Regions from separate parts of the Homo sapiens genome. Here regions 1 and 2 are each linked to region 3. The links are chromatin loops, found by intact Hi-C in ENCODE. Cell type or tissue: B cell. All regions are shown on one strand. Links, peaks and the distances in the headings refer to the core of each region. The heading gives the core; the rest is flanking DNA.

Region 1 (8,263 bases), core at 3,881-6,380, 1.1 Mb after region 3:
GGCTTCCCAAGTAGCTGGGATTGCAAGAGCGTGCCACCACACCTGGCTAATTTTTTTTAATATTTTTAGTAGAGATGGCGTTTCACTATGTTGGCCACGCTGGTCTCAAACTCCTGACCTCATGATGTGCCCACCTCGGCCTCCCAAGGTGCTGGGATTACAAGCGTGAGCCACCGTGCCCAGCCCGATTGCTTGTTATTTTATGTATTATTGCTAATTTATCCCTAGGCTGTCCCACTAAACTGTGTAACTTTCCTCGGTACATTCAACCCCATTGGATAATTTATCACATTCATTGTTTTTCTTGGTGACAGAGGGCCCCCTGCCTGTGAGCCTTTCATCTGTTTCATTGTAAGTTGGTTGCTGTCCTGGCCTGCTGGGCTCGTCATGAGAATTCCTTTTGCCTTTCATCTGTGCTAGAGTCTTTGTTCCCTAGGTTTCTTGTTTTTTTGCTTTTTTGGTTTTTTTGGCTTCCTTCTTCATTTTGATAAAGTATGCCCTCTAGTAACTTTCTGAGAAGAGGTGCTTTTTTGAGATACCTGAAAATGTCTTTATATTACTCTACAATTTGATAGTTTGGCTGGGTGTAGAATTCTAGGTGACAATTTTGAAAATATATAGCATATGGGTGAAAGTTTATATGATGCAACGAGACTACTTAGGTTCATATCACACTTAACCAGCTGTGTGTGACATGGGCACATCACATAACCCTTCTGTGCTTAAGTTTTCTCATCTAAAAATCAGGCATAATATCTTACCTGCCCTTACAGTTATTGAGAGGATTGATTGAATAATGTATGTAAAGCACTTAGGGCAGTGCCTGGCCGTTTTTCTCCCAAAGCTTTAATGATATTCTCTTTACCCCAGTGCCCTAAAATTTTACAATGATGTGCTTTACTGTGGGCCTTTTTAAAAGTCGTTATACTGATTGCTTAGAAATATTTTTAAATCTGGAAACTCATTGTTCTTTAGTTTAGAAATTCTTTAAAATATTTCTTAGATAACATCCTTTTCTCCAGTTTCTTTGTTCTTCTTTTCAGGAGTTGCTGTGATTCAAATAACATAAGGGCTTATAAGGTAGGGCTTCATCTCTAACCTTTTCTTTCCTGTTCCTCTTTCTTTATCTTTTTGCTCTACTTTGAGAGATTTCTTCAACTTGATCTTCTAACCCTTCTGTTTGAGTCTCGTGGTTTAGCTCTCATTTTTTATTTTCAAGGACTTTTTTCTGAATGTTTTTCTTTTAAACTATTATATAGTTTCATACTCTTGTCTTCATAGGTTTCATATTCTTATCTATCTCAAAGTAGTATATTTTTGAAATTTTCTTTGCCTTATACAGGGAACAGTTTCCTCAGAAAAATATTAAGAGGGAAGTGTTAAATAGGTGCCTGGGAACACTCTGTATATGGGTAAATTCATTATCAGTGATCAGACAAAGACTAGGCCATTTTTTGAGCGCCTTATGGATATCCGTTATCTGTAGATCTTTTGTTCTTAAGCAGGTCAGTTTGACAGAAGAATCTTCTGATCTTCTGCCTTGGGCTAAGGGTATGTGTATTAGGGGGAGAAAGGGTACGTAGGGGCATTTAAGTCTGACTGCAGTGGTTCTGAGAGATAAAGGCTGAGGGTCTTTATTTTAACATGTTTAATACATGGAACTTTCCAGTTAATCCTCTTGTTTGAGTACAGCACTTCAGTTTGACGTGAGCTAGGGGTCTGGTGTCCAAAGTCTCCAAAAAGTGGGGTAAGGATAATTTGCTTGGCCAAAGATATCCAAGGTCATACTGCATACCTATAAAGGTTCAGCCAGTCCTCCTGTTATCTGCTCCACCATGCAACCCTGCCCTCAAAGATACCTGGTGCTTCCTATTGCTAAACCTTTCTTAGGGACATTTTGACAGGCATATCAGCGTGCTTCTTACTGGCTCGCCTTATTGAAAGCTTGTGTTCAGGTTCTACAGAAAGCTTGTGTTCAGGTTCTACAAAAAGATGTCAAGAAGGGATTTGATGTGCAAGAAATTTATTGAGAGTGAAAATGAATGGTAGGGAGCTGGAGGAGGCTGGGACAGCCATCACAGGTCATGCAGGTCTGACCCCGTTGGAGGAAAAAGGGAAGAAAAAGAGGAGGATTGGGTGGGGAAATTATTTGACCAAGGTGCAGTTTCAAGGATGTTTTGGCAAGGCGTATTGGGAGTCCTTGAGCCAAAGTTGACCATCAGAGACCCATATCTCACAGGAATTAGCCTGCTTAAGTATTCCTGCTGCTCTTAGTCACCAGCTGAGAGTATTTATAATAGCTGCTTTGAAGTCTTTTCTGCTAATTCCAACATCTGGGCTCCCTCAAAGGCAGTTTCTATTTTCTGCTTTTTTTTCCCCTCCTTTGTAAAGGTCACACTTTTCTGCATTTTGCATGTCTCCTAACACTTTGTTATAGCAACTGTGGATACTGACACCTTCCTCCACTCCAGGGTTATTCTTTTTTAGTTACTTGCTGGACTAGTTCAGTGCAACCTCTGATGTCCCTCTTCAGGACAGGTGTGGTCCTTATCCATGCATTTCTCTGCTACCTCTATTGGTGTTAAACTTAACCAATCGATAGCTGATTGCTCCCTTCTTTTTGACAATGCCTTGTGGTATAAATTGCTCCATAGTCTGATCCAATTAAAATTGGGTCCCTTCATGGATGAAATTGGAAATCATCATTCTCAGTAAACTATCGCAAGGACAAAAAACCAAACACCGCATGTTCTCACTCATAGGTGGGAATTGAACAGTGAGAACACATGGACACAGGAAGGGGAACATCACACTCTGGGGACTGTTGTGGGGTGGGGGAAGGGGGGAGGGATAGCATTAGGAGATATACCTAATGCTAAATGACGAGTTAATGGGTGCAGCACACCAGCATGGCACATGTATACATATGTAACTAACCTGCACATTGTGCACATGTACCCTAAAACTTAAAGTATAATAATAATAAAAGAAAAGAAAAGAAAAAATAAAAATAAATAAAAATAAAATAACATTGAGTCCCTTGTCAGGGACAAGTTTTTCTAGTCTTTGAGACTTGCTATACCCTTCCCTGAGCAGAATCTCTGCACTATAGAGTAGGAGCTGGGGAAAATGGGGAACTCACTCCTCATTGGCTGTTCCACCCAGATCCTCCCTCTGAAGCAGGGTTTTTGTGTTGCCGGGAAGGAGGAGGTATGAACTGTGCCTCCTTTTGCCTCTGCTGCTACTCAGTGTGGATCTTCCACAGCTCAAAACCAGGGAGTATGATATCTGTCAGTGTTCACCAGGTGCTGAAAGTACTCAGAATAGTTCTTTCACCCTAGGAAGTTGAAGGAGATGGGAGCTGCCACTCAGCTGCCAAACACATCTCTGTAGCTCTCTTGACAACACAGAGCTGTGTGGGCAGGGGGGACTACACTGTTTACCAGCTTCCTCACCTGATTCCTCTGTTTTTAGCTGGAGTTCAGGGGAGAGAAATGGCTGCTGCCATCAGCTTCTGCCGCTTGCTCTATATAGGCCTTCCACAGCATGGAGCCGTGGAAAATGGGATCTGCCAATGTTTACTAGCTGCCAAATCCACCCCGAGTAGCTCTTCCATCTCAAGGGGCGGATCTGCCCTTAGCTGCTGAACTCCTTAAAACAGTTCTTTGGCAAAACAGAGCTGTGGGGGGACAGGTGCAGTCCCTGTGTGGTCCCTATCTCGAATGCTACAGCCTCTTATTGTTCTTATCGAATTTCTGTAGATTCTATTGAATAAATGCTTCTCTATTTGTTGTAAGCCCTTTGATCAGTCTCCAGGGACTTTGAATGATTGTGATTTTTGACCAGCTAAATATATGTCTCTCCAGGGGAGAGATATCCCTGAGCTCCTTTATACAGCCATTCCAGAAGTCCCACCTAGTCATTGTGGGGGTTTTCTGGGTTTTTTCTGAGACAGAGTCTTGCTCTGTCTCCCAGGCTGGAGTGCAGTGGTGTGATCTCAGCTCACTGCAACCGGCTCACTGCCTCCCGGGTTCAAGCGAGTCCCCTGCCTCAGCCTCCTGAGTAGCTGGGATTACAGGCGCACGCCACCACACCCAGCTAATTTTTATACTTTTAGTAGAGACAGGGTTTTACCATGTTGGCCAGGGTGGTTTTGAACTCCTGGCCTCAAGTGATCTGCCCACCTCAGCCTCCCAAAGTGCTGGGATTACAGGCGTGAGCCACTGCACCTGGCTGTCATTGTGTTTTTAATGATTCTGTCTTAATAGAAAACTAGTTTTACACAAATATAATCAAGTGACTTAAATTGAAAGGACTAAGATTGAAAACTGAATTGAAATTGAAAATTGAATTGAAATTGAAACCTAAGATTTTTTTGAAAGGTATGATTTTATTACGGAAATTTGCTTGATTGAGCTTTATTTTAATCAAGACTTTGTATTTCCATTTTTAGAATTAATTCAGAGAAATAGCTAACCTATAAAGTTCATCTTCAGAATTGAGTCATTGTAGACCTAAGAAGCAATATAGCAGAGTTATTAAGAGCATAGGTTCTGGGGCCAGACTACCTAGGTTCCAGTCTTTGCTTTGCAGCTTATTGGTTCTACCTGGGTTCCAATCTTTGCTTTGCAGCTTGTTAGTTCTTTTTATTTTTATTTTTGAGACAGTCTTGCTCTGTCACCTAGGCTGGAGTGCAGTGGCATGATCTCAGCTCACTGCACCCTCTGCCTCCCAGGTTCAAGCAATTCTTCTGCCTCAGCCTCCCAAGTAGCTGGGATTACAGGCATGTGCTACCACACCCAGCTGATTTTTATATTATTAGTGGAGACGGGGTTTCACCATGTTGTCCAGGCTAGTCTCAGATTCCTGACCTCAGGTGATCCACCTGCCTTGGCCTCCCAAAGTGCTGGGATTACAGGCGTGAGCCACCGCCCCTGGCCGCAGCTTATTAGTTCTGTGAATGAGTTACTTAACTGCTCTCTGTCTATTCATATATAACATGAGCATCATCTGCCCCTTAGAATTATTGCGAGGTTAAATGGGTCAACACATCTAAAATAGAGCCTGACTCATAGTAAGTACTCAGTAAATGTTAGCTGATGGTTATTGTTGTTAGACACATTAAAGGCAAATAATCATCTCATCTTTGTATTTTATTATTGAGACCAATAATATTGTCTAAAGCCAGAGACCTTGGTGAAACGCTGGGTGCCCAGCTAGCTATAATATGATCTTTAGTTCCCTCTAGTGGAAGAAAATTAGATAGGCTCTTTGCATAAACATGCTGCTTTTGGAATTGTGATCATTTAACCTAATAAAATTACCCCTGAATAATTAACCAAAGACAATATCCACATACATAAATGGATTTAAGAAATTGTTAAAACTTACAATCTTAAATATTCTTTCCAAGTGAAACTTTTTTGGGGACGTGTAATTTATAATATTAAATAATATAGTATATAAACCATCCAGTGACATAAAAAGTTAGGCATATATTACTTTTGTTTAAAACAAGTGCATTCAGTAGTAGTAGTACCTTGAAGTTTTCCATTTTAACATTCATACCCAGTTATCTGCAAGTAGATGGCATTTCTTGGTCATTCTCTGAGAAGTCTTTAATCATTGTGATATGCCACCTGGAGTAGATTTCCTTGAAGTTTTGGCATTTTTAGTATCCTCTTCCACACAGCCTATGGGGTAACAGAAAGATTGCTAGATTGGGAATCTGAGACCTGGGTTCATCTTCCAGTTCTGCTATGAAATATCTGTGTGACTTCGGGCATGTCTTACTAGGGCCTCATTTTCCTTCTGAGTAAAATTTGAGGATAGAGAGGAGCATGTGATGATGACTGTCTTGCTGTCACTTCTGTTTCTAACATTCTCTGATTCAGTGATACATACACTTTGATGTGAGACAGGAGATGTATAATAGATGTTGAGTCTAAGTTGGGTAAATGGGTCCTGTATGCTTGATGTTGCCTTCTAGCAGGATTGGCAGGAATGGAAATCACCAGCAGTGGAATGATTTGGTAAATGCCAAGATCTTGAGGCATCTATGGAGGCGGTTGCTAGATTGCAGCAGGGTATGCCTCCCTCAGCTTGGGAGATTGTTAAAGAGAACTTTGAGGCAACGTCTAAGTGGGATCTTGATGAACAAGTAGGGGTTTACCAGGCAGAGAAGGAAGCACGTGGAGTATCATACAGAGGGAACAACATTTGTCAGGGGACAGAGAGCAGGGGGCCGGTGCACAAGCTGCGGGTGGTTCAGGATTGGGGTCAGGGAGGCTGAAGGAAGAAGCTACTGGAAAGGAATGTATAAATGTGTGACTTCAAAAAAAAAAAACAAGAGCTAAATTGTTTGACTAAGAAGCCGGAGAGCTAGCTTCTATTTCCAGTTATACTGTTAAATAGGTCTGTGAACCCTAGTTAAGTTGTTGGACTTAAAAGATTTTTTGGAAGGCTTTCAAAGCCATGCTTAGGGATTATAATGTCTTGCTGTATGGAATGGAGCTCAGTGAAGGTTTTGGAATAATATAATATCTGTTTTAGAGTAAAACTATGATGACACTTTAATGAGTCTAAAGAGAAGAAACTAGAGGCAAAGAAACCCATTTAAAGATCTTTGCTGTGATCCAGTCAAGAATTGTTGAGGGCTGAAACTAGGGTAACCGCAGTAAGGGAAAGATAGTTTTGACAGGTGTTGCAGAAATAGAATGGACAGGTTTTGGCAGCTGCATATAGGAAGTAGAGGAGAAGTGGTAGATGGTGTGAAGATGACTCCAAGGGCTGTCTGGAAGATTAATAATTTTGGTAATCAGTAGGCCACACACATACAGCTACATGGGTTCTGTTTTACTTTTCTTAACTAGTGTCCTTATTATTAAACATTTTGAGTGTGTCTAGTTTTTTTCCCAAATAACCCTATGGTCATCTTGAGGTTTTTTACGAAATATGTGATTTCCCAAAAAACTGTAGATGAAAAACTGCAAAGTTAAAGTAGGCATAGAACTACACTATATATAGCAGTGTGGTTTACTAATAGATGTTCACATTGCTGCCTTCTTGGTGTCAAACTCGGTTTGATTGACATTTGTTAAACATAGAATGATTTCCACCAAAAATGATGAAAGGAAAAGAAAACAAAACTTATTGTGCATGTGCACTCTCACATACTTTATTAATCATCCAGGCCTAACTACAACCCTGTATAGGAGTTGTTATCTTACTCTTTCTATTTTACAAATGAGGAAACAGATGTTCTAAGGTTATGCAGCTACTAAGTGATGAAGACAGGAAAGACAGGTCTTTTGACTACAAGTCTATTGCCCTATCTATTATATCATAACTGCCTGCCAGCAGAATGTGTTAGTGCTTAAAAGGATAGATGCCAGATCTGTGGAAGTAGGGTGACCAGTCATCTTGGTTTGCCTGGGAATGAGGGTGGGTTCTCAGAACCCAGGACTTTCAACCTGGAAAGATCCTCGGTGCCACAACTGAGAAAGTTCCAGGCAAACCAGGACAGGTTGGTACCCTGTCCAGAAAAGTCACTTATATGAAATAAACCATTATCTAGAATGACTTAAATAAGGTATTTACTGTATTTCTTTCCCATAATATTGTGTCATCAATGCTAAATGACAAATGATTCCTAAGTGAAGAGGAGTTAAGGCCCCGCCTTCCTTCCATCTGTTTGTTTTCACTGGCTCTGAGCATCCTGCCTTGCTGCAGTTACACTCAACTGTGTGTGAATCAGATACTAGATGCCTTTGCTTCTAAGTCAGTTTTATTTTATTTTTTATTTTTATTTATTTATTTGTTTATTTTTAGACAGGATCTCACTCTGTCTCCCAGGCTGGAGTGCAGTGGCATGATCTTGGCTGACTGCAACCTCCACCTCTCGGGCTCAGGTGATCCTCCCACCCCAGCCTCCTGAGTAGCTGGGACTACAGGCACACGTCACCGCACCCAGCTAATTTTTGTATTTTTTGTAGGAACAGGGTTTCACCATGTTGCCCAATCTGGTCCCAAACTCCTGGGCTGAAGCGATCCACCTGCCTCAGCCTCCCAAAGTGCTAGTAGAATTACAGGCACGAGCTACCGTGCCTCGTCTCTAAGTCAGTTTTTAAGGAAACTTATGCTTTGCCCATTCCAAATTTGATGAAATGGCAAAAGAGCTATTCAGGGAAAAATCAAGGAGGGCTGTCAGTATCTGTGATTTCAAAGTATTTATCAAAACAATTAACTCATTTTTCTTGGTCCT
Region 2 (8,263 bases), core at 3,881-6,380, 46 kb before region 3:
CCATGATATATGAGGGTTGTAGCTGTTCCAAATCCTTTAAATGCTTGATATTTTCATTCTTCTTAATTTTAGCCATTCTAGTATGTTGTGATATCTCATTGTGACTTTTTAATTTGCATTTTTATTTTTTATTTATTTTTGAGACAGGGTCTCACTCTGTTGCACAGGTTGGAGTGCATGATCATGGCTCCCTGCAGCCTCAATCTCCTGGGCCCAAGCCATCCTCCTGCCTCAGCCTCCAGAGAAGCTGGGACTACAGGCATGCACCACCACACCCAGCTAATTTTTTATTTTTTATTTTTCTGTGGAGACCCTCACTATGTTGTACAAGCTGGTCTCAAACTCCTGGGCTCAAGCAATCCTACCACCTCGGCCTCCCAAAGTGCTAGGATTACAGTCATAAGCCACCAGGCCTGGCCTAATTTGCATATTTAATAATGAATAAGGTTAATTACTTTTTCACATATCCCAAGGAATAAGAAAAATATTTGCATTTAAGGTTACAAATTCCCTTACATATACAGCTTTAAATGCATTCCATAAGCTATGACAGCTTGTGTTTTAATTGTTATTCAATTTGGAATATTTTATAATTAATATTATTATTTCTTCTCTGACCTATTGTCTATTTAAAGGTGTGTTTTTAAATTTTGAAACATGGGAATTTTCTGGTTATCTTTTTAAAAATAATGTCTAGCTTGCTTCCATTGTCATAAGAAATGTACTCTGAATAATTTTATTCCTTTGAAATATGTTAAATGGTAAATTTTCGTAAATGACTCATGTGTCCTTGTAAGAAAATAATCTACAATTTGAAGAGTCAATCTTTTATGCATGTCAAATTAGAACAAGCAGGAAACAAGCAGAAGATTTGAACAATATGATACACAATTTTCATTTGCTTTGACATTTATAGAAGAAGCAGAAAATATTTTCTGACCACAATAAAACAGAAGTGGAAGTTGACAACAAAAGTAAAATGAAAAAAATTCACCTCTAAATTAAAGTGAAATACAACTTTTTTTCCCAACAACCGATATAAGAGGGAAAACTATCAGCCCAAAAATAAATGCATACCATTATATAACTGCTATATATCAGATAAAAATTAAAGCATTGCTCAGAATAAAAATCTTAGCCCCAAATACTTATTATAATAATCAAGAAAAATAAATATAAATTAAACTCAGTAAGTTAGGAAAAGAACATATTAAATCTAAGGTAAGGAGAAAGGAAATTAAGTAAAAACAAATCTGCTAGATTGAAAAAATAAATCAAAGAGCCAATTATTTAGAAATGTCAATAAAAGGAATAACATCACTGTATTAGTCAGAATAAACTGAGCTTCAACTTTAATTGTAAACAATCCCTAAATGTTAGTGGCTTATCACATAAATTTTATTTCTCATGCACTCAAAGTCTACTGTGGGTTAAAAGACTCTCCAAGGCAGCTTTTTTTTTTTTTCCATATAGTAACTCAACGACTCAGTTTTCTTTGACTTGGGGTTCTGCTCTATCAACACATGCCCTCCATGCTCACTGCAAGTAAGGAAGAAACTCTGGAAGATTTCAGGACTTTTCACCCTCAGCCTGGATGTGACACATGCCCCTCTCCCTACTGCTACCTGATTGTTGCCTAGAACTAATCATATGAAAGGTATGGTCTTCCATATGCCCTGGAAAGAGAGCAGAACTAAATACCTGTGGGTTACAGTGAAATGGCTATAACAATCATTAATTAACTTAATCAAGGAAGAAAGGGAGAAAGTACAAATACTCTAAATAAAAAATACATATAATCAAGAAATAACCACAGATACCAAGGAAATTAAAAGAATTGTATGACATTAATTTGCTCATCTCCATACAAATACATTTGTGATTCTGCATAAAATGGTTGATTTTCTCAAAGAATATAAATTTTCAAATTTATTCCAGGTAAGTGTAGAGGAGGAAAAATATATTTTCCTTCTACCTTTCTGAGTTCTTGGCTGGGGCTCCTATAATAAAGACAGATTAACAAGAGAAAAGTATACCCATTTATTTAATATAGGTTTTACATGACATAAGAGCCTTCATAAGTAAATGAAGATCAAAAGAAGTGGTCAAACTTGAGTGTTTTTAATGCTAGGTTTGATAGAGTAGAAAGTCATAGAGAATTATAATAGGATGAAAGGATATGAGCTGGGGAAAACTTAGCAAGGCCTGTGTGTTTAGATTCTTCTCGTTCTCCCTGTGTCTTTGGAGATAAGGACACTTTTCCTGGTCATATCTTCATAACTCCTCCTCACCTTCCAATATCCTTCTTTCTTTGTTTCAACAGAAGGTGGTATTTAAGCCTGAACTCTAAGCCACTGTTTTGAAAAGTACTAATTCTTTGCATATTTCCTATGTATATGTTAATGGAAAAGCTAGACTCTTAAAGGGTTTATTCTGAGCCAATAGGAGTGAACACAGCTTGAGGAAACAGTCTCAAGGAATCCTGATAAAGTATACCCAACGTGGTCAGATTATAGTTTGGTTTTATACATTTCAGGGAGGCAGCAGGTATAGGCAAAGGCACAAAGCAATATATGGAAGATATACATTGATTTGGCCCAAAAAGGTGGGATAACTTGAAGCAGGACCTTACAGGTTATAGGTGGACTCAGAGATTCTTTAATTTGCATTTGGTTAAAAGAGTAAGGCTCTGTCTAACACTTTGAGTCAACAGAAAGGAATGTTTTAAGTTAAGGATGTTATGTGGCAAGATTGATGGCCTTCAGATGTGACTTAACCCTTGCCTTATATGGCCTTAGGTCTTGTTTATAATTTAGTATCTTATTGCCACAGAGTCTCTTTTGTCATTCTTATGATCTCTGTTTTAACATCAGTGCTGGTCAGTTGTGCCTAAACTCCAAAAGGGAGGGTGTATAATGAGGCGTGTCTGACCTCCCTTCCCATCACAGCTGGGAACTCAGTTTTTAAGGTTTCTTTGGGGTCCTTTTGGCCAAGAGAGGGTCTGTGCAGTTGGTGGAGGGCTTAGGACTTTTAGTTTACATATATATGAGGTATACATGTCAGTAAACTTCTGTTTGTTTTTCTCTTGTTAATCTGTCTTTTGTTACAGGGTTCCAGCTAAGAACCCAGAACAGATAAAGAGAAATTTATTTTTCCTCCTGTACAATGCCATGGAATAAGTGAACTACAATTGGTTTAATTATCAGTAGCTGATAGACATTTGACCTTTTTTTAATTTGAAATAAATTTTATCATATTGTATATATTGTTTCACAATTTTCTTTTTTAATAAGTATTACATTTTTATGGTTTACTAATATTTATACTTAGAACTTAAATCTATTGATTTTCTTGCTGTATGTATTTATTATCTGAATTTAAGAAAATCTATCAAGTCTCCTCTGAATGGGCATTTTATATTTATACAATTTTTCTTATAAACAATGTTAGAAAAAATTTCCATGCATTCTCCTTGTGCACATGTGCAAACCAATACATTTTTAATATTTATATGTATTCATATTTTCCTAAAAGTAAACTCAAGATTTCTGGAACAAGGTAGATTATGATTACTTACAGCAATAACCTCATTGGTTTCCCTTTGGCACAAATCTTCCTTATTCTAAGGTGATGCGATGAGAGCCAGGTGTCATCCTACTGATACCATGTCCTGTACTGTAGGTGAGGAACGCAAAAATATGAATCTGGGAACTTATATAGACATTATACCCCATCCCCAGAGGGGGACTGCAATCTCCCTAATATAAACAATTTCTCCTTGGACAAAAGAAGGGGAAGGTCTCCAGACTTTGAAATGTAAATAAATGTCTTCAAGAGGAAGATAAGACAAAAATCTCTGTCCTCAGGTTTATAACCCCTGAGATATTTTCATGGCACAAGGGAGATGTTTTGTCTTTTGAAAAGGAGCAGATGGCTTCAATCTAATACCCTAGGAATTTGAGGAGCCAATGGGTCTGAGGTTAGGGAGGCTTTCTCTAGCAAGTCAATTTTCTCTCCTCAGGAAGTCAAACAGTGCAAAAACATGAAAATATTCAATTCCTGACATAAGTGTTTACTAGAAAACAATTAGAAGTGAAATTACTGGGTTGTAGGATACGCGTCTTCAACTTTTCTAACCATTGCTAAATTACTTCCCAAATTAGTATTATCAATTTAAGCTCCCACTGATGGTGTACTAAAATTATCGTTTCCTTACATCTTCATCCACAAATATTGTGAAATATTATTTTTTGCTAACCAGATAACTCTGACATGATGTAGCACTGTTTTCTAAATTCTCATTTTCCTGACTTCCAGCAAGGTAGAGGATTTTTAAAAATGTATCGGCAATTTTAGTTTCCTCTTAACTGCTTGTTCACATTCTTTGCTCATTTAGATATTGAGTTATTTGTGTTATTTATTGATTTGTAGGCATAATTATACATTCTGGAAGCTAATACTTTGCTATTTGCATGCATTGCAAATATATTCTCCCAAGCTGTGCCTTATCTCTAATCTTTCCACTTATCTAATGGTATTCTGATTTATAAAAAAAAAAAAATGTTAATTTAGTAAAAATGTATCAGTGTTTTGCCTTATGAAGATGTTTTGTTTCTAGCTTAATAAATCTCAAACCCAAAGTCACATGCATATTTTCCCATAAGTAATTTTGAAATTTTAGTTTGTTTTTTCAAATTTTGGGTTTTATTCCGCTTGGAATTTATTTTTAATTATATTGTAAAGTTTTCAGCACACTTAGTTGTTATTTTTTATAAATAACTGTGAGGAAAGAATTTGAAATTATGGCCTTTAGATTATATGTAGTGTCCAAGTCCATTGAAGTAAAAGGATATTAAACTAGGGTTAGGAGGAGGTCTATGGAGAGACAGGTTTATAGCAAGATAGAGATAAAGGTGTTGATCTGGACTATAATTATTCCTCCTCACACTAGACAAGGGATTGGATTAGATCTTGCTGATTATAATTTTATGAAAGCAGACCAATCGTGTGTGTGTGTGTGTGTGTGTGTGTGTGTGTGTGAGAGAGAGAGAGAGAGAGAGAGAGAGAGAGAGAGACTATTTCCTAAACAGAAGCACTAGATTGCTAATGAAAGTCCTCTGGACTACTGATATAAGCACGCATATAACAGGACAGGAACCCAGTAAGAATTCAGCCATTTTCTGCTCTGAGGTGTCTGGCAGGTGTTCACACTTTGTAAATTTAGGGGAAGTGGAAAATAAAAAGGCCCTTCTGATTCATGCAGCATCTGTTCTGGTTCTGTCTGGCTATCTTACTTCCATTAGGTTCTATAATTATGTCTAAATTAACTGACATTTTAAAGAAGTTTGGGGGAGGGTAAATCTCAATTTTATTCACTAGAATTTTTAAATTTCCGGTTGTCCTAGCAAAACGTATAGATCAGTCTGTGTTTTCCCATTGATTTGTAATGACAACTCTGTCATATACCAAGCTTCCACATAGGCATGCGTTTGTTCATGGCCTCCTTATTCTGTTTGTTGAGTTTATTTGCCAATCTCTGTGACAATAATTCACCATTATTAGTTATTGTATCTTTAGAATAAATCTTAACATTTGCTAGTGTGAGTCTCTGCACTTGTTTTATTTCTTTTATTAACTTGATTATTTTTGGACACTAAAATCACCTTTAAAAATCCATGTGGATTTTAGGATTATCATGGTAAGTTTCAAGAAAAGTTTTGTTGAATGTTGTGATTGTAATGTTATTAAATTCAGAGGTCAGAATTGACATGCTATTGTATTGATTTGTTTTCTTCATGAACATAGTCTATTTGATCAGTATTTCTTTAATGTCCTTTCATTATGTTTTATAACTTTGCTTGCACATATTTTGTTAGACTTTTTTCTAGAGGTTTCTTGTTATTTTGAACATTATTGTTTTTAAGTTACATTTTCAAATCGTGTGGCAGCCATAGAAGTGATTCCCTCAGATTTCCATTCAGTGAAAACCTGTTGCAGCACCTTTGAGATTTACTGCAGTGTATAAGTCAAGGGCACATTCTCTCCAGGCAGCTCCAGTGGCAGACTAAGCACAACAGGAGTGCCAGGACCTAGCCGTTACCACCTAAGGTAGAATTCCTCTAGAAACAGCCTTTACACTGAGGTGCCTTGTTGCACTGGCCATGATTTTCTCAGAGATGCTCCTCAGACTGAACTTTTTTTCTACATAATATCCTTGCTCCACTCCTTTATCAGGTGTCAGACATGCATTGCAGCATGAAGGCTTTCCCTGTTGACTTGTTTCATTTCCTCTTATCTTTCAAAGGTGTTAGTTGCAATAAAATTCTTGCACTTCTAATTCTATCTTAGCATCTACTTATCAAAGGACCTCAACTGACACAACTTATTATCAGAAGTGGTACAAGAAAGCATGCATTAAGATAAAATTTAGAGATTGACTAACTTATTACTTGGCTAGAAAAGAGAACCCCATCTCAAGTGGTATGTGGAGTACTACAGATAATCCTGGGCATAAAATAGTGGCAAAATTGCTAAAACGTTAATTGGCAATGACTGCAAATAGCATTCTGATGAAATGAAACACTCTGATCAATGGGATGTCACAAATATTGGAAAGGTATGAGGTGAGCAAAATATACTAGGATAATGAGCTTGAATAATTATCATTAAGTTGCATGGGAAACCTACAGAAGAATAATGAGAAAATAAAGGCATTTTAAAAAATAGATTAACACTAAATATGAGGACCTTTTTGGTAGCTTACAGATACACCAGCTGAGAAAAAAATCTCAAGATCTGATAGTTAGGATTAAGGAGCTTCAAAGACAAGTCAATGCTCAAAGTAAGTCTATTACACGAAGGTCACAGAAAAAGTTAGAAAAGTCTAGAACCCTAACATGTGAGATGAAGACTTCTGGGTGTATATTCCCAAGGATTATGGCTAGACAGACTTCTCTGAAACATAAGGAGGCTGTATAGGTGGCCCAGGCACCTTATTAACCCATTTATGCCTGAGTTGGTAATTTTTGGAATTTTTGCAATCAGACCTTGGCAATGACCTTGAGCAGTAGGATATAAATAACTCCCACATGCTTAGCATCCAATAATGGAACACTAGGCATAAATAGGTTAAAAGACAACAATTCCCCTGTGTGAAAAGCACTACAGGGGCCTCTCTCATGTGGGGCAAAAGGTGCTCCCCTCAGAAGCTTCTCCCATCTCCTCCTTTGTGTACCAGATTGATAACTAAGGCTAAATTCTAATATACACTGGCTGGGGTCATGCTGCGTGTAACAAGGAAAGAAAATGACTGCACCCAATAGGAACTGCAAGAATTGGCTAGTATTTACTGGCAGGAACCAAGGGGGTGTACATGGAATTAGATTTTGAGGGTGCTTGATCAAGTGGGCCAGAATATAATATAGGATAAGCAAGAGTTCACTGACTTGGGCCCATTCTTTTAGGACAAAGAAAATAATACCCAGGCAAGAACTCTCAGGGGATGAAACAAAGTTTCTACTAGTATGACTCTTAAGAGTCCAAGTTATAGCCTATGTGGAACAAAGTAGAGATGCCTGAGATTTCCTAGCAAAGAATGGAAGAATAAAGTTAAAAAGTCAGAGAAATGGCCATGCTGGAATATGTATGTTATGTGAAGCCAGAAGACTTACCAGAGGTTTATATTCCCTGAAAAGGCCCAGAGGACACAATATTGACCAAAGCCATCAGGTGTGCACTGTTGGGAAGAGCACCAACACTACTAAGGAGTTCCGTGGTGGCTATCCTCTGTGGGCCAGGGCTGATGTTAGGAGGAGTACTCACATAGTTTGGCTCATTAACAGCAATGGGGATGATGGCCACAGCTCACCCAAGCAATGTAGGCCTAGTGAAGCTCTTCACTTGTTTCTTTCCCTCTTGCTGTCTCTCTCCTCTTATTGCTGCACTCAAGTTGCCTAGTTTCCCCATCTAGGTCAAATTTGGCAATTGGCAGTACTTGTATCATGGTGCTATTCTGAGTGTGGCTAATTCAGTTACAGGGATATCTGGCAACTCTATGTCCTATAATGTCCTGGGTCTTCTGTGTTTTATGAGCTGATGCCCTAGTTAGAAACTGGCAGAGGCAATTTTCAACCTCTTTTCAGAAGGGATAATCTCAGGGATGGGCCTTGATTCTGGCTGCCTACTTATATGAAGATTTTAAACCTGGTCATCTCTGTTTTCAGCCTTAATGTCCAGCCAGCTTGTGACTTCAGCCCTGTTCCCA
Region 3 (8,263 bases), core at 3,525-6,024:
TTTTCATTTTATCACTTTGAATTATAGATTGACACAGCTGACATTTAATCTCTATTATTCTCTCTTTTCAGCGTAAGTTTCTTGGGGGTTGGGGGTGCGATGGGGAGAAGAACCTAGATACTTTTGTGTCAAATCTAGCTTAGCTTTTGTTTGTTTGTTTGAGGAGACAAAAAGAAAATAAAACTAAATCTTTTTTTCATTTGGGAAATATGAACAAATAAAATCTTATAGGTTTTATAACCGGATTTGGGGATCCACTGAATAACTAGATACAGAGCAGCTAGAGGCACTTTCATCCACTTCAGTTCCATCATGACAATAAAAGCATATATCCTTAGAAGCGCACATTATCTCAAATGGAATGGTACAGGGAAAATAAGCTGGCTATACTTGCTCAAATTGCTAGTTGCTCGTATTGTCACTGGCAAATTGAGTTTTTTTCCCTACTTTGTATTGGTCACAGAGAAAGAACACCCAATTGGAACAAAAGGCAAGCAGGTTTTATTTCTTTCCAGAAATGAAGAAGGAGTAAGCTTACACTCTAAAGACCCTTTCTCCCCGACCAATAGAAGACATGGAGTTTTTAAGGGCTGGGTCCAAGGAGCAAGAAGGAAGGTTAGCATGTGTAGGGTGGGACTACACATGTGCAGACTTAACTCATAAACACACATCTTCGTACAACCCATGTACATAAAATGGCAGAAATTTTCTTTCTGTAGTGGGAATTTTAGCATTATGATGATATGTTAATGATCTAAAGGCCACTGGGGTTATCTCTTCCAGTTTGGGTTGGTTTCAGGGTCTTATCTCCCTCTGGTATCTGGTCAGGGGTCAGGAAGCTCTGACTCCATCATGGGGCTCATCTGTTTTTTTTAAGTGGCTGTACCTATAAATAAGGGCTGAAGAAAAACAGTAAGTAAAAGAACTTTCCCAGCTACTTCATCAGGGCTACCTTGATAACAAAATAATATTCACTTAGCATTTCTTCTCTAAAGTTGGCTAAAAATTTCCCAACTTTTGCTGCTAGGTTTGGCCAGGTAACTAAGACCTTGTAGGGACCAAGGGAAAACTTCCCATTCACCTTCTGAAGCCCCACTGAAAAGGCAGATTAGTAAGAGAAAAGGCATACAAATGTATTCATGTGCACGAAGGGAAAAATCACAGAGAGATTACCCCACCACACAATTGGGTAGAGATGCTTATTTACCCTTCTTCTTAGTGGAAAGGGAGATAGGGAAACATGGATGATTTTAGGGGGAGTAGTAAATGATTCTTAGGGGAATTCAATGGGCTCAGAACATTCAATGGCCTGGGACAAAGTCTGCTGGGTCCACAGAGCAGGCAATAGTTTATGACAAGTCTGTCCGGGTATGTTAAGAGACTTCAATCTTTCTTCTTGTGATGTAAGTTCACATGTTTAGCTCTTTTCTTCATTTATTAATAATGATAAGCAAGCTGTGATGGAGTTGCTCTTTAAAAATAATGATTCATGATTCATTTCCTGTAGTTTCCTTTTCCGATAAAGCGTGAGCCTCGATAATGTCAGCATAAGGCCTGCATGGATGGGGGGCAGTCAGCAACTAAGTGTAATTTGCAGGTGATCATAGAACTCATGGAGTGTTTACCACAAGAAAAGGGTAAGTGTAATTTGTAGGTGATCATAGAACTTAGGCGTGTTTACAAGAAAAGGGCTTCTTTGGGTGATTTCAAAGCTTTTTAAAATACCTCCCTGAAAAGTAAACTATTTTAATTTAAATTATTAGTCATTTCTACCCGAATCTGAATTACTCACATCAGATACTTTCTGTTTAAGATGTGAGCGAAAAAAGTTAGTCTCAGAGCATAAAGGCTTTGAATGGAGTGATGGGGTGAGCATTGAATAAGGAACAGGCAGAAAGGGAGGATTTTTATAGCAAAAATAGACAAATAGAAGTTGTAGAGTTGGGTTGGATGTCTCATTATAGGGGTAGGGGGAATGGTAAGAGTTTTAGACAGCTAGAGGCAAGTGGTAGGGTGCTGAGTGTTTGGAGAGAGAGAAATGATAACTCTGTTGAAGAAAAGGAAGAGAGAAGTTAAATACGAAGTTTTTAAACATAATTACATTTATTTGACCCCTTTCTCTTACATCCCACATAGCATCTATAAGCAAATCCCATAATCTCTATTTTAAAATATACCCAGAATTCCAGAATCTGACTATCCCACCTTATTTCATCACTACCACCCTAGTATAGTGAATTATTGCAATAGCCTCCTCACTGGTCTCCCTGTTTCCACCATTGTCCCCTTAATGTCAACTTGCCAGAAAGCAAACAGAAAGATCCTTTAAAAACAAAACTCACATCTTGCCACTCTGCTCAAAATCCTCCAGTGGCTTCTCTTGTCTCTCAGAAGAAAATCTTAACCATGGTCTCTGAGTCTGGCCCCTGGATCTCTCTTGACTTCACCTCCCAACTCTCTTTCCCTGGCTCCTTCTACTCCAGGTACTCCTTGCTGGACCTCTAACATGCTAACAGCTCCCATCTTCTGGGCCTTTGCATTTATGATTCCCTCTCCTAGAATGCTAGGATTTCCCCTCTAGAAATCCTCACTCACTTACTTCGTCATTTGATTCAAATCTCTACTTACAGATAATCTTTAGTGGACTTTGAATACTTGATATAAAGTATCTTGAAGTAAATACTTGATATAAAGTATAAAGACCTGAATACTTGATATAAAAAGGCATGAGCATTCCTCTGTATAACTCTCCATCCTTTTGCCCAGTCATATTTTTCCTCCTAACACTTGTCACAACTATATGTGTGTATATATATTTGTTTATTGATTCACTGAAGGCTTGTTTCTTGAGAATAGATTGTCTATTTTATTCTTTGTCTATAGAGAGCACCTAGAAGAGTGCCAGACACATGGTAACAGCTCAACAAGTGCTTGTTAAGTGACTTATATAAATTGCATGAAGCCTCAGAAAGGTTCTGGGAAATCTTAGAGAAAAATTTGAGAGAGCCTTACTATAAATGAAGTAAATGCTCAGAATCTTCTCAAAAGAGAAGCTGAAAGCTTTTATTCTGGCTCAAGAGTTGATGCTGCTTTGCTGAATTGCTGAGATAAATGTCTCTGTGGTGCATTTAAAATGTTGACTATCCTAGATTACTTGAAAAATACTTCCATCCAGTTACCTATAATCTTTCCTGGGACAATTATCAAATGTGCTTGTTAACATTAAATTTATCTTTCTGTTAAATGTTTTGCATTAGCTGTGATCATTTTTGAATAGACAAAGGGTCATACATTGTGCCAGACAAATTCTTTTTCTATCTCATCAGTGAAGAAAAAATTTCTATCCGTACATGACATACTTTGGATTTGTGGAGTTTTGAAGTTTCTACATATTTAATATGATTTTAATCCATTTAAGCTCATAATTTATTTTGTAGTCAGTCTTTGGAACCACACATTCTCCCAGCTTGGATAATATTTTCATTTGAGTATGGACATAATTTGGATCCTACTTTGAGCAAACTATCTTGTAATGGCTTTCTCATATGTCACCTTGTCTAGGCTGAATTGCATTTCCCAGAATTTTTTCTCTTGTTTGTTTTGAGTTGAGGTAAGACATAGGGAAGATTCTTGAGACATTTAGAGGCTGAAAGAGAAGCAGTGGCCATTTTGTGGCTCACACATATTGTTGCTGATCTGTAGATTCACCCTACTGGTGTGAAGCAGCATCTGATTCTGTGGCTGCTCTACCTGCCGCTGATATTCTTTCAGCTTCTCAGACTCCTAGACCAGGGGTGTGTGTTTCACTTTGTGACAAAGGGCCCCACTTCTGCTGGATACCCTCATTACCAAGGTTAGAGGCAACAAGAATGAACACAGGTTTTAGTCCTTCTCCACGGAGTTCCAGCTTAAGCTTGTTGGTTCCAGCCTGCTTGTGTTTTTCCTTTTCTGACTGCCATCCCTGTGATCTTGAAGCCTCAGCATCATGTGTGAGAAAACAGCCATACAGAGACTGCTTAGCCAGCTCCTACAATTGCATAAGGCCAATTCCGTATAACCAATTTCTCTCTCAGATAGAGGAAGAGATACATATAGCTATAAATAAAAATATAGATAATATAGAGATACCAGTAGTTCTCAGCTGGAGGCAATTTTCACCCTCAGGGAACATTTGGCAGTGTCTGCATACGTTTTTGGTTGTTACAACTTGGTGGAGGGTAGAGAGTTGTGCTACTGGCATATAGTGAGTAGAGGCCATAGATAAACCCACAATTCACAGGACTGTCCCCCACCCTCACACCCCAACAAAGAATTATCCAGCCCAAAAGTCAATAATGCCACTCTGCAGAATATCTGATATAAATATAGAGATCTAGATAGATACTAGTTTTTGCTTCTCTGATTAAATGCTAACTGATACAGATTTTAATACCAAGAGTGGTTCCAGGGGGATAGAATCTTAAGTATGAATTCTCTGACTTGGTTTTGAGTCTTCTCTAATATGATTAAATTTAAAAGCACTAATGAGTCTACTTCTAGCAGTAAGAAGGGCACTGGTAGTCAATGGCATGATGTGGCAATAGAGATACACAAAATATCCCCACTGGTTACTGTTAGGGTCCACCCAACTGGACTGTTTCCCCCTCCCATAGATCTAAGCCCCAAAGGCCAAAAGCAAAACACCCTACCCCAAACCCTCCTGTAACTGTTTGACCAGAGGCCAGCTGCTCCAGGATGTGGTTAAGACATCTACCTTGCACAACAGAACTGGCAAGAAAAACATCTCCAGGAAGTGGTCAGACACCTGGCACAAAGGACCCCCCCCCCGCCCCGTCTCTTTTCTTTTTCCTTCACCTTGACCCAGTTCTACACCCTATAAAACCTTGCTATAGCCTGTAAGTGGGGCTGCCTCCTCTGCTTTTGTCAAGAGGTGGCCTGGCAGGACTGACAATAAATCAGCTTGCCTGAACTTGGGTCTATTGGCCTCATTCCTTTCTCGGCCATCCTTCCAATTATCCCTTACAGTTACTCCTAATCAAACACTTACAGAAGACAAGGTTCTGGGTGACCATGTATTTGATGCCTTAGCACATTTTAGTCAAACCAAGGAGTACAATGAGGTTGGCTGTTTGCTCCTAACTGCGTGGGAGAAAGTAGGGAAAGGATAGGCTCGGGAATTTGAATTATCAGCTCAAAGTCCACATAAAGAAACTGAAAGCTTCTGTTTGCCCTGAAAGAAATTCTTATCTTCCTTCCATAGCCACAGGGCCCTGAAAACCAAAATTCAGAGTCTCCGCCCTGCCAGTGGCTGAATGATGCAAAGTGATTTCTCAGCCTTGTAGCCTCTGTATGAATATAAAGCTGGAATGGGATCCTATGGGCAGATTCTCACAAAGCTGGGGACTCTAACCCCTGAGTTCTGCTGAGCCTTTTTTGCCAGTAGAAGCAGCCTTTCTACTCCTGTCTTGAGAAGATTGGCCCTCCTTTGCCTGCCTTTCCTGAGGTAGTTGACTGGTAAGGCACTGCTGATCCTCTTTAAGACCTACCCCCACCACCTCTCTTTGCTTCTAAACCTATAACTTACCTGAAGTCCCAGCGGGCTCAGAGGGGTAAAGTACAAAGTGTAACCCATGAGGAGCTGCTATGCATACCAAAAGCATTGTACAGTTTTATCACTTTATATAGTCAGAAACCTGGGGGATATGCATAGGAATCAATTTTAAAGATATGGAGTCAAAGTGAAAGGAAAATGAAGTTGGATTGGGCAGAATTAGTTGATATGGGCCTGTATTCATCAGCTTGGCGTGCCATAACAAAATACCATGGGCAGGGTGGCTTAAATAACAAAAAAATTATTTTCTTACAATTTTGGAGGATTGAAGTTCAAGATCAAGGTGCCAACAGGCTTAGTTTCTGTGGAGGGCACTTTCCAGCTTGCAGATGGCTACCTTCTTACTGTACCTTCACATGGTCTTTCCTCTGGGCATTCACGTGGAGAGAGAGAGAGACAGCGCTGATGTCTCTTCCTTTTCTTATAAGGACATCAGCCCTATGGAATTAAGGCCTCACCCTTATGACCTCATTTTACTTAATTATCCCCATCTCCAAATATAGTCACATTGGGGGTTAGGGTTTCAACATACACATTTTGGGGAGGAGGCAACAATGCAGTCCATAACAGGGCCAACTAAGCAAATATTCTAGATTCAGTGTTTCAGGTTGAGGGGCTTGACAGTTTACTTGGTTGGTTGGCTGAAACATGGACCCAAAAGTGACCTACAATAAATGAAATCAAAATATGCCAGAACTTTTGGGGTATACTGTAGAGGAAGATATCTAAAGGCTTAGAAACATTTGAATGTTGGAGTGTCTTTATCATATAAGACCTACTCATTCACCTTGAGAGGGCTCTCAGAACACACCCTTTACCCTGGCTATGAGAAATAAATCTGTAAGGGGAGCTCCAGCATCCTTGATGAGCTTTGTGCTGACTATTCATTATAGACCAGAAATTATCATGGGAACTGCTACCATAAACTAGGATCCCTAAATGTAATAACAATGATAGACTCTTGAGACGACAAAGGCCAAGTGGCAGTGGCAGCACTTAATTGCCTTTGTAAATTGAATTGTGTTCCCTCAAAAAGATATGTTGAAGTCCTAGCCCCCAGTATTTGTGAATGTGACCTTATTTGAAAATAGGATCTGTGTAGATATAATTAAATTAAGATGAGGTTGTAATGGATTAAAGTGGTCTTTAATCTAATGACTGGTGTCCTCATAAGAGGGAAATTTAGACATAGAGATGCACAGGAAGAATGCTGTGTCATGACGAAGGCAGAGGTTGGAGCAAAGCAGTTGCAAGCCAAGGAATGCCAAGGATTGCCAGCACTCATCAGAAGCTAGAAGAGAGGTATGGAATAGATTCCCTTTCAGAGCCTCAGAAAGAACCAACCTTGCTAACACCTTGATTTCAGCCTTCTAGCCTCCATAATGTGGGAGAATAAATTTCTATAGTTTTAAGCCACCCAGTTTGTGGTACTTTATTATGGCAAACCTAAGAAACTAATACAAATTGCCTAAGACAAGATTAGTATAGTTACCATAATTGCCAGCAGAGTCAAAGCAGTGATTAGAAGAGTCTGGCTCCCAGAAATCTTTAGTGTTGGCTGGTTGATCACAGTGCCTCTAAAAAAAAAATAGATGGACAGTTTACTAAATTCTTACTTGATCTATATAAGCAGAACAGATCTAGCCTTAGTGAACGGAAGCCTTACTTGAATCCCTAAAATATGATAACCCTTGAGTCAATTCCCAGATTTGAGCCAGTTCACCAACCTAAAATTGATTGAACAAAGGGGAGATCGGGCCCACTTGAGGAAAGAGCCTAATACACTGCCACAAATTTATTCTATTAGTCTTCCTACTAGCCTTCCCCAGAGTTACTTGCAGACTTTTACTATTTACCTAGGTGATTATACATTTGGGAAGGGGAAATAATCAGTCTTTGGGGGAATTACTAGATGCTGGCTCTGAATTGACACTAATTCCTGAAGACCCAAAATGTCACTGATGTCCACACACTTAGAGTACGCACTTATGGAGGTAAAAGGTCAGGTGATGGAATTTCAGCTCAGTTCTATCCCAAAGTGGTCCCAGTGGGTATCCATACCCATCAAGGGTCTATTTCTCCATTTAAAATATATATACCTGGAATAGACATGCTCAGTAACTGGCACAATAACCACATTGGTTCTGTGACATATATAGAGAAGGCTATTATGGAAGAAAAGGCCAAATGAAAGCCACTAGAACTGCTTCTAACTATGAAAATAATAAATAAAAACCAGTACCACATTTTGGAGGCATTACAGGAATTCATACGACCCTGAGGCCTTAAGTGTGGATGGCACTTCTGAGTTGCTTCTAGTCAATAGCATATGGAATAGGAAATGAGATTTCACTAACCTAATTTGGTTATAGTATATAGCAAAGGTGCTGGCTGTCACTCTCATTATCAGGTTACATTATGTAAGACTCTATCTTAGCTGTTTGGAGACAGATACTCTCATGCAGGCCTTTAAGAAGCAACCTGCCATGTTGTGAACTGCCAGCAGAGAAGGTCACATGGCAGGAAAGAGCAGGTGGCCTCTAGGACTTGAAGATGACCTCTAGCCAGCAGAAATCTGGATCCCTCAATCATATAGCCTTAAGGAAATGAATTCTGCCAGATTCTTTAAGTTAAGCCTCCAGATGAGAATGT

The links. A loop is a pair of places that touch in the nucleus more often than their neighbours do. Peaks named below come from ENCODE experiments on the same cell type or tissue, not always from the same donor. Only the 100,000 strongest peaks of a DNase experiment are listed, where the experiment ranks them.
Region 1: a loop joins it to region 3, with 9 times the contacts of the local background. A loop is called at or near these places in 6 of 110 quality-filtered maps.
Region 2: a loop joins it to region 3, with 3 times the contacts of the local background. A loop is called at or near these places in 5 of 110 quality-filtered maps.

The regions. Positions count from the first base shown.
Region 1 is chrX:41,795,230-41,803,492 of GRCh38, reverse strand. The region is part of intron 2 of CASK (calcium/calmodulin dependent serine protein kinase); the gene reads left to right. Among named protein-coding and RNA genes, the nearest start is that of GPR82, 75 kb to the right of the region's middle. RefSeq lists an enhancer at 71-612. In B cell, for the core only: a CTCF peak has its summit at 5,246 (motif pointing left); a DNase peak (open chromatin) is centred at 5,202; H3K27ac peaks cover 841 bases.
Region 2 is chrX:42,986,896-42,995,158 of GRCh38, reverse strand. No RefSeq gene overlaps it. Among named protein-coding and RNA genes, the nearest start is that of PINCR, 190 kb to the left of the region's middle. In B cell, for the core only: no CTCF peak of the experiment used is centred there; DNase peaks (open chromatin) are centred at 5,178 and 6,188; H3K27ac peaks cover 976 bases.
Region 3 is chrX:42,940,304-42,948,566 of GRCh38, reverse strand. LOC105373188 (a long non-coding RNA gene) reads right to left here. Exons shown (of 5, transcript XR_949037.3): 4 at 7,104-7,188; 5 at 3,511-4,027. Among named protein-coding and RNA genes, the nearest start is that of PPP1R2C, 170 kb to the right of the region's middle. RefSeq lists an enhancer at 1-73 and a silencer at 4,000-4,059. In B cell, for the core only: no CTCF peak of the experiment used is centred there; DNase peaks (open chromatin) are centred at 4,906 and 5,166; H3K4me3 peaks cover 1,098 bases; H3K27ac peaks cover 2,500 bases.